Regions from separate parts of the Homo sapiens genome. Here all the other regions are linked to region 1. Evidence: chromatin loops called from intact Hi-C (ENCODE). Cell type or tissue: gastrocnemius medialis. All regions are shown on one strand. Region 1 overlaps LOC105374945 (a long non-coding RNA gene). Region 2 overlaps JARID2 (jumonji and AT-rich interaction domain containing 2). Region 3 has its middle 180 kb from the start of JARID2-DT.

Region 1 (2,500 bases):
ATGAAGGCAGAGATTGGGGCGATGCAGCAGAAGCCAAGAATCGCCCAACACGGCAGCAAACCATCAGGAGCTGGGAGAGACACAGGGAACAGATTTTCCCTCGGGGCTCACAGAAGGAGCCCCCCTTGCCCACACCTTCAACTTGGACTTGCAGTCTCCTGAACCGTGGAACAATGAATTTCTGTTGTTTGAGGCACTTGGTTTGTGGCACCTTGTGATGGCAGCCCTAGGAAACTCACACCAGTAGAAATATGACATTAGATTTCTACAAGCTGGTGAACACCACCTCCCCATACTCCTCGTGCAGTGACTTTGCATTGTTAGCTTGAAATAGCCACAGCAACTGATTTGTAAACAAACGCTACAAATCAGGCTGGATTTATTGTCTCATTGGTTGTCTAGACAAGGGGTTGGGAACTACAGCCTGTGGGCCAAATCTGGGCCCCCACTTGCTTTCATAAAAAGTTTTATTGGGACATAGCAGGGACGCTCTTTTGTGTTCCTGTTGTCGACGGCTGATTTGGCACTACAATGGCCCCGTTGAGTAGTTGTGACAGAGACCGAATAGCTCACAAAGTTAATATTTACTATCTGGCTCGTAAGAGTCAAATTTTATGGAACCCTTGGTCTAGACTTAAGGAAGTGAGGGAGATAATATTAAACATACAGATAAAACTTTAAAGTCTGCCTATCAATAGCCATTACTTTGTGAATGACACAAAAAAATTTGAGAAAATCTTCCTCCAGTCTTTGACAACTGTATCTGATTCTGTAAAGGAGTTGTTCCTATCATTGACGAATGAGTGGAATTCTGACACAGATCTTAGTTGTTTCACTTTCCTGTTGTTTACATAAATGAAAATAGCAACCAACAGCCATCCCAGAACTATACTTGTTCATCAGTTGCCACACTGGTTGGCTACAGAGAAGAGAGTTTGTCAAAAATCAATGGAAGTTGCTGGGTGTGGTGACTCATGCCTGTAATCACAGCACTCTGAGAGGCTGAGGCAGGAGGATGGGGCAGGAGTTCGAGACCAGCCTGGGCAACATAGTGAGACCCTGTCTCTGGTTATTATATTTAAAAATAAAAATAAGTAAAATAAAAATCAATGAAAGCATACATAAGAAACAATTGGCTATATGGAATTTACCAGATTGTGTGTATCATATAGCAGTAAAGTTTATAATAAACCTATGTGTTTACATCTACATATGCACACATTTTCTCTCCTGGAGAGCCACTTATTAAACTTTTATCAGCACGCCACTTCACCTAACCTCTGTGCGACACCTGCAGCTGGGCAGAGGACACATAGTTTGTGGGGCTGTTGCCATATGACTCTGGCCTTGGCTTGGTTTCACCACCATGCTGCCTAAGGGAGCACAGTTGGTAGAAACAACTGCGGTAGGAAGGCCCAGTGGCACGAAGGAACTGGGCTTGGCTACTCCCTGCCCTGGGGGATGGACAGTACGTACCAAGCTTCAGGGGTGAAGCAGGCCTGCTGATGAAGGGGTGCCAATGCAAATCCGAGGTTGGACTTGCTCCCACCAGTGATAGAAGTCCTTCAGCAAGGGAACAACAGGGTGACAGGCCTGATTTAAGAAGCCAGATTTGGTAACAATGTGAAGGACAGATTGGATGGGAACAACCAGCTCTGGGGCTGTCACAATCTGTGGTTTAGTAAACAGAGCTCAGAAAGTCCATGGCTCTGCCCTAGGCATGTTTTTTGGCATTTGTAAAAAAGGCTTGCAAAATGTTAAGAAATGGGATCCTTGCTTGACTGTAGAAGTCTCAATGGAACCCCAGAGCCTACAAAACAGAAAAATAGAAAAGCAATTCTGAAAAGCTTTGCCAAATGGCTGTCATGTGGCTTTCTACCATCCCTCTGTTGCTTTCTAGGTGCCTATTAGAAATGAAGAAATAGTTTGGCAGCGACCTTCCCTTGAAACAAGCAGTTATGGATGGAGGGCCTTGATTTGAAACTAAGACTGTGCATTTGCAGTAACTTGACAAGGCTCTTGGGTTCCATGGAGAATATATTGGGTGGGGCCGCCCACAGCACCTTGGGTTCATCTCTAGCAGGGCATGTCAACTCTTACCTGGTCTTCCCAGCCCGTGACGGCAGATGCCGGGACAGTTGCTCACCACATAGCAAAAGCTGCTCATGACATTGCAAACCCCTCACTACCCAGCAAGGCAATGACTTTAGTCAGTATCCTGTCCTCAGGATGGTCTTCTTACAGCTGCTTCTTTCCCCCAAGCCCAGGTTTGATTTTAGGTGGGAAGGATTTAAGAAACTTTAACTTAGGCCAGGTGTGGTGGTTGACACCTGTAAACCCAGTACATTGAGAGGTTGAGGCGGGATGATTGCTTGAGCCCAGGAATTCAAGACCAGGCTGGGCAACATAGTAAGACCCTGTCTCCCTCTGAAAAAAAAAAAAGAAACTGCAATTTGTTGCTCTGCCATCTGGCATGCAGCCCCGGACTTGTCCGCTACAT
Region 2 (2,500 bases), 540 kb before region 1:
ACAACTAGACTATAAATAATTTCAAATAAACCGCAAGGGAAGGAAAGACATTATTACTTTTCTTTCTCTGCACAAGGCAGATGAACAAGCTGAGGAAGGAAACATTTGGGGACACACAAAGGAAAAGGTCCCTATAAGGAAATGGGGCTACCTGGCCCTAAAAATTCTTAACCACAGACATAATCACTGTTCACTTACCCAGCAACTATATATAGAATGGGTGCTTATTATTTAAGGGTAATAATATAATACGTGCTTTAAATCACATAGAGCCCTCGGAGTGGTGCTTATCAAAGTGTGATTCTTCAACCAGCAACAAAAGAATCACTTGGGAGCATACTAGAAATGCAAATTCTCAGGCACCACCTCAGACTTAACTGAATCAAAAACCCTCAGGGCAGGACCTAGCCAGTCTGTGTTTTAACCAGTCCTCCAGATGATTCTGATGCACGCTTACATGTGAGAAATACTGGGTTATAGCCAATGCTATAAGGTGTAATGGTTGCATTTATCAGACAAGGAAACAGAGAGGCTCAGACACTTTTAAGTAGCTTTTAACAGCTTAGATACAAACCAAACATCTAACTTTATTCAAAAACCTGTGCTTCTGCAGCAGGAGAACAGGGTCTGGAGGGAAGGAGCCTAAGGACTTCCTAGAACTAAATCAAACGGAAAAACTGCCAACCTTCTAGCCCAAGTAAATAACTTTGTAACATTCCAAACTTTCCAGCTATGGCAGGAAACTTCACTTCATCCTCTTCATTCACATGGGGCATACACCAAGTAACCAATGGGAAACCTCTAGAGGGTATTTGAACCCCAGAAAATTCTGCAACCAGTGCTACTGAGACACTGGCTTCGAGCCCACTCCCAGTCTGTGGAGCGTACTTTTCTTGTTGTTGTTGTTGTTGTTGTTGTTGTTGTTTTTGAAGGTGAGAGTAGCTGGAGGATGACAGAGTCCCAAGTCTGCCCAGGCTGAGGTGCAGTGGCGCAATCTCAGCTCACTGCCACCTCTGCCTCTTAAGTTGAAGTGATGCCTCAGCCTCAGCCTACCGAGTAGCTGGGATTATAGGCGTGAGCCACCATGCCTGACTAATTTTGTATTTTTAGTAGAGACAGGGTTTCACCATGTTGGCCAAGCTGGTCTTGAATCCCTGACCTCAAGAGATCCACCCGCCTTAGCCTCCCAAAGTGCTGGGATTGCAAACGGGAGCCACCACACCCGGCCTGTAGAGTGTACTTTCGTTTCAATAAATCTGTGTTTTTTTTTTTTCATTGCTTTGTGTGTTTTGTCCAATTCTTTGTTCAAAACGCCAAGAACCTGGACACCCTCCACCGGTAACACACTGGTACCAGCTGAACTGTGGGTCTCAGTGGCTTAGCAAAAGTGCAGGAGCACTACTGAGCACAGTGAGCCTGTGTACCTAACCAGGCATTCCTGAGAACAGGCTTCCTACTGGATTTATTTCACAAGAGATAAGAGTCCTTTCCAGTGGCATACCTTTAGTGACTTGGCTTAAGAGGATTTCAACAGAAACCACAAAACAGACTGCTTCACAGCTCTGATTCAATGTCCCTGAATAAAGGGACAACACTGGAGACAGAACCTCTCTGGAAAAAAATCTATGGGGTCATTATCCAAACTGCCATCTGTAAATTTCTTACAGTGCTTAAATTGCTTCATTGAAAGGGAAAAAGATAAGAGTCTTCAACACTTTCTTTAGAAACTTAATTTCAATTAACTAATTGCAATTTAAAATTATATCCTGGTCTTCTGAGGCTTGAACCAAGAAATGTGAATAATATGTAAAGAGCTTGTTTACACTAAAAGTAGTGGAGGCAGTGGTAACAGCAACACAGAAGGCACAAGCCGTCACTGTCTTCAAGGTGTTTGTCAGAATTATTCCTCATGACCTTCAGAAGGGTAAAGCTGAAGGAGCCATACCCTCCTCTCCTTGGCCTCAAACAATTCCCAAAACCCAAACAGCAGGAAGGCATCGTTTATGAGACATACGGATCGCAGCTGATGGAAAACATCAGCGTGCATTTGGGTTCCTAAATCATTTCAAAACATTAATCAGGAAGACTCACAGCACCCAGTCCTATCTAAGCCATAGATTCCTCATTTAGGGAATGGGATGATCTCACATTCACATGATCTGTAAGGGCTCTATTTATCCCAGCACAGTTCAATTAGGCTGAATTGCAGGAGGCATAAGAAATGATAATCAGGAGAGAAATTATGGCAAAGGCAGTTCAACTCCCTACAAAGGGGAAAAACTACAAGCTCCAGAAAGGCCAAGTGCCAGTCCACATTACACAATGGTATTTGCCGGAACAACAAGCAGATTACAGCCCTGCACGGTACCAATAGTCTACAGGCTGTCACAGTGAATGCAAACATATTTCTTGGGGGCTGAGTAACAGGCTGAACAAATTTGTAACTATGTTCCAGAAAAAGAATGGCTCTGAAAACAACATATATTTAGAAACTGCTAGA
Region 3 (2,500 bases), 170 kb before region 1:
TAGAAAATTCTTTTTTTTTTTTTTTTGAGGCGGAGTCTCACTCTTTTGCCCAGGCTGGAGTGCAGTGGCGCAATCTTGGCTCACTGCAAGCAAGCTCCGCCTCCGGGGTTCACGCCATTCTCCTGCCTCAGCCTCCCAAGTAGCTGGGACAACAGGCGCCCACCACCACACCCGGCTAATTTTTTGTATTTTTAGTAGAGACGGGGTTTCACTGTGTTAGCCTGGATGGTCTCGATCTCCTGACCTCGTGATCCGCCTGCCTCGGCCTCCCAAAGTGCTGGGATTACAGGCGTGAGCCACCGCGCCCAGCCAAATCTTAGAAAATTCTGTCATTGATTTTATTTTTTCCTGAAAAGTGAAAAAAGACTCTGACTGCTCAATTTTAATAGCGGAGTATCTTTTGAAACAATAACGTGATAATAAATTTGCAGCTGCGTGTGGTGGCTCATGCCTGGAATCCAAGCAATTTGGGAGGCTGAGGTGGGAGGATTGCTTGAGCCCAGGAGTTTGAGACCAGCCTGGGCAACATAGGGAGACCCTGTCTCTATATTGAAAAAATTTTTATTTTAAATATAAAAAAAATAAGTAAGGGCTGGACTCAGTGGCTCATGCCTGTAATCCCAGGACTTTGGGAGGCAGAGGTGGGTGGGTTGCTTGAGTGCAGGAGTTCAAGACCAGCCTGGGCAACATGGTGAGACTCTGTCTCCACTAAAAATACAAAATAATTAGCCTGGTGTGGTAGCGCTTGCCTGTAATCCCAGCTACTCAGGAGGCTGAAGCAGGAGAATCACTTGAACCCAGGAGCTGAAGGTTGCAGTGAGCCTGGATTGCGCCACTGCATTCCAGCCTGGGTGGGTGACTCTGACTCTTTCTCCAAAAAAAGAAAGAAAAAAAGAAAGTATATTTGAGAAGTATTATCCTAACAAATAAGTATTCCAGTATAAGTGATATTCTGACCTTAAAAAATAATATCTCTTCTCTATATGGGCTCATAAAAAATAATAAAAATACTATGACATTTGTATATCATCTTACTACTTACATGGAACTACCATATTGATTCTATTATTTGACCCTGAAAAGTAATGTCAGAAGCAATTATTATAATTATAACCATTTAAATGATGAGGCAAGTGAGAATGAGTTAGATTGTTCCCAGGCGTGCATCTTATTGGTAGAAGAGTTGGTGGACAGGCCCAGATCTGCCTTCCAAAACCCCACATGTAGGCTGGGTGGGGTGGCTTATGCCTGTAATCCCAGCACTTTGGGAAGCTGAGGTCACTTGAGCCCAGGAGTTCAAGGCTGCAGTGAGCTATTATTGCAGCACTGCATTCCAGTCTGGGTGACTGAGTGAATGAGATCCTGTCTCTAAAAAAGGGAAGTGCGTGCATGCGCGTGTGTGTGTGTGTTGAGACAGGGTTTCACTCATGCCACCCAGGCTGGAGTGCAATGGCACCATCTCGACTCACTGCAACCTCTGCCTCTGAGGCTCAATGGATCCTCCAACCTCAGCCTTCCAAGTAGCTGGGACTACAGGCTCATGCCACTGTACCTAGCTAATTTTTGTATTTTTCATGGTGATGGAGTTTCGCCATGTTGTCCAGGCTGGTCTCAAACTCCTAAGCTCAAATGATTGGCCCACCTCTGCCTTCCAAAGTGCTGGGATTACAAGCATGAGCCACCACACCCGGCAAGCTTCAATTGTGCTTCCAGGGCTCTTAAAGTATCTGTAGACCCAAGATGTCTGGGGGTGGAGGTGTGTGAGGCAGGGCCAGGAGGTAGCACCTCTGATGGGCCATGGTGATAAGATTGAGACCAGGGGAGGAATTAGGCCACATGCTAGCCTCTGGTCTCTGGTTGACTTTTCTTGTTTCATTTGCCCACGGCTGGTTATCCCAACTGCCTCTGACAAAGATTTTTCAGCGACCATAATCAGGCTGATCCCACAAATAAGCTCAAGCTAAGAATAAATGCAGCGCTGGGGAACATGAACATGAACATGAGCATTAAAACCAGGATCATAGTCACCACAGGCCCATAGTTCCATATCTGAAATCCTTGGAGCCACATGGCTTTCAGGACTCAGGGTGTTACCTACCACTGCTGGTGGACTCTCCTGCAGTATTGTGCAATCAAGCATCTTACTATTTCTGAAGCCAAAGGATAGATATGCACATGGAATGAGACAATGTCTATAAATAGGCTCATGTCAGTTCAGGCCAGGTCAGGCCTTGACATGCAATGAGTTATGTAGTAAGTTGTGGTTTGGGGAGCTTCTTGAATTTCAGCATTGTGGATAAGGAATAATAGACCCTTATCCGTGTAATGCCATCGTCACGCCATTTTCTCCTCATTACTCATCTCAAAGACAAAACATCTTCTTGCTGGAGTTCACAATCGCTAGTGTTCGATTCCTTAGAAGGACATGTGATGTCATCATTCTTGGGATGCCTCTTAATATGGGAAGGCCCAGTTTTTGACCCTGAAGAATTACCTTTAG

The links. Peaks named below come from ENCODE experiments on the same cell type or tissue, not always from the same donor. Only the 100,000 strongest peaks of a DNase experiment are listed, where the experiment ranks them.
Region 2: it touches region 1 in a loop (2.6-fold over the local background); 3 of 110 quality-filtered maps call a loop at or near these places.
Region 3: a loop joins it to region 1, with 15 times the contacts of the local background. A loop is called at or near these places in 4 of 110 quality-filtered maps.

Annotation. Positions count from the first base shown.
Region 1 is chr6:14,887,812-14,890,311 of GRCh38, reverse strand. The region is part of intron 2 of LOC105374945 (a long non-coding RNA gene); the gene reads left to right. Among named protein-coding and RNA genes, the nearest start is that of JARID2-DT, 360 kb to the left of the region's middle. In gastrocnemius medialis, CTCF peaks have their summits at 1,098 and 1,299; DNase peaks (open chromatin) are centred at 1,001, 1,451 and 2,101; H3K27ac peaks cover 2,421 bases.
Region 2 is chr6:15,430,875-15,433,374 of GRCh38, reverse strand. All of the region lies in intron 3 of JARID2 (jumonji and AT-rich interaction domain containing 2), which reads right to left. Among named protein-coding and RNA genes, the nearest start is that of DTNBP1-AS1, 110 kb to the left of the region's middle. RefSeq lists a silencer at 380-429. In gastrocnemius medialis, no CTCF peak of the experiment used is centred here; a DNase peak (open chromatin) is centred at 1,124; H3K4me3 peaks cover 480 bases; H3K27ac peaks cover 2,500 bases.
Region 3 is chr6:15,062,494-15,064,993 of GRCh38, reverse strand. No RefSeq gene overlaps it. Among named protein-coding and RNA genes, the nearest start is that of JARID2-DT, 180 kb to the left of the region's middle. In gastrocnemius medialis, no CTCF peak of the experiment used is centred here; DNase peaks (open chromatin) are centred at 1,373 and 2,143; H3K27ac peaks cover 1,399 bases.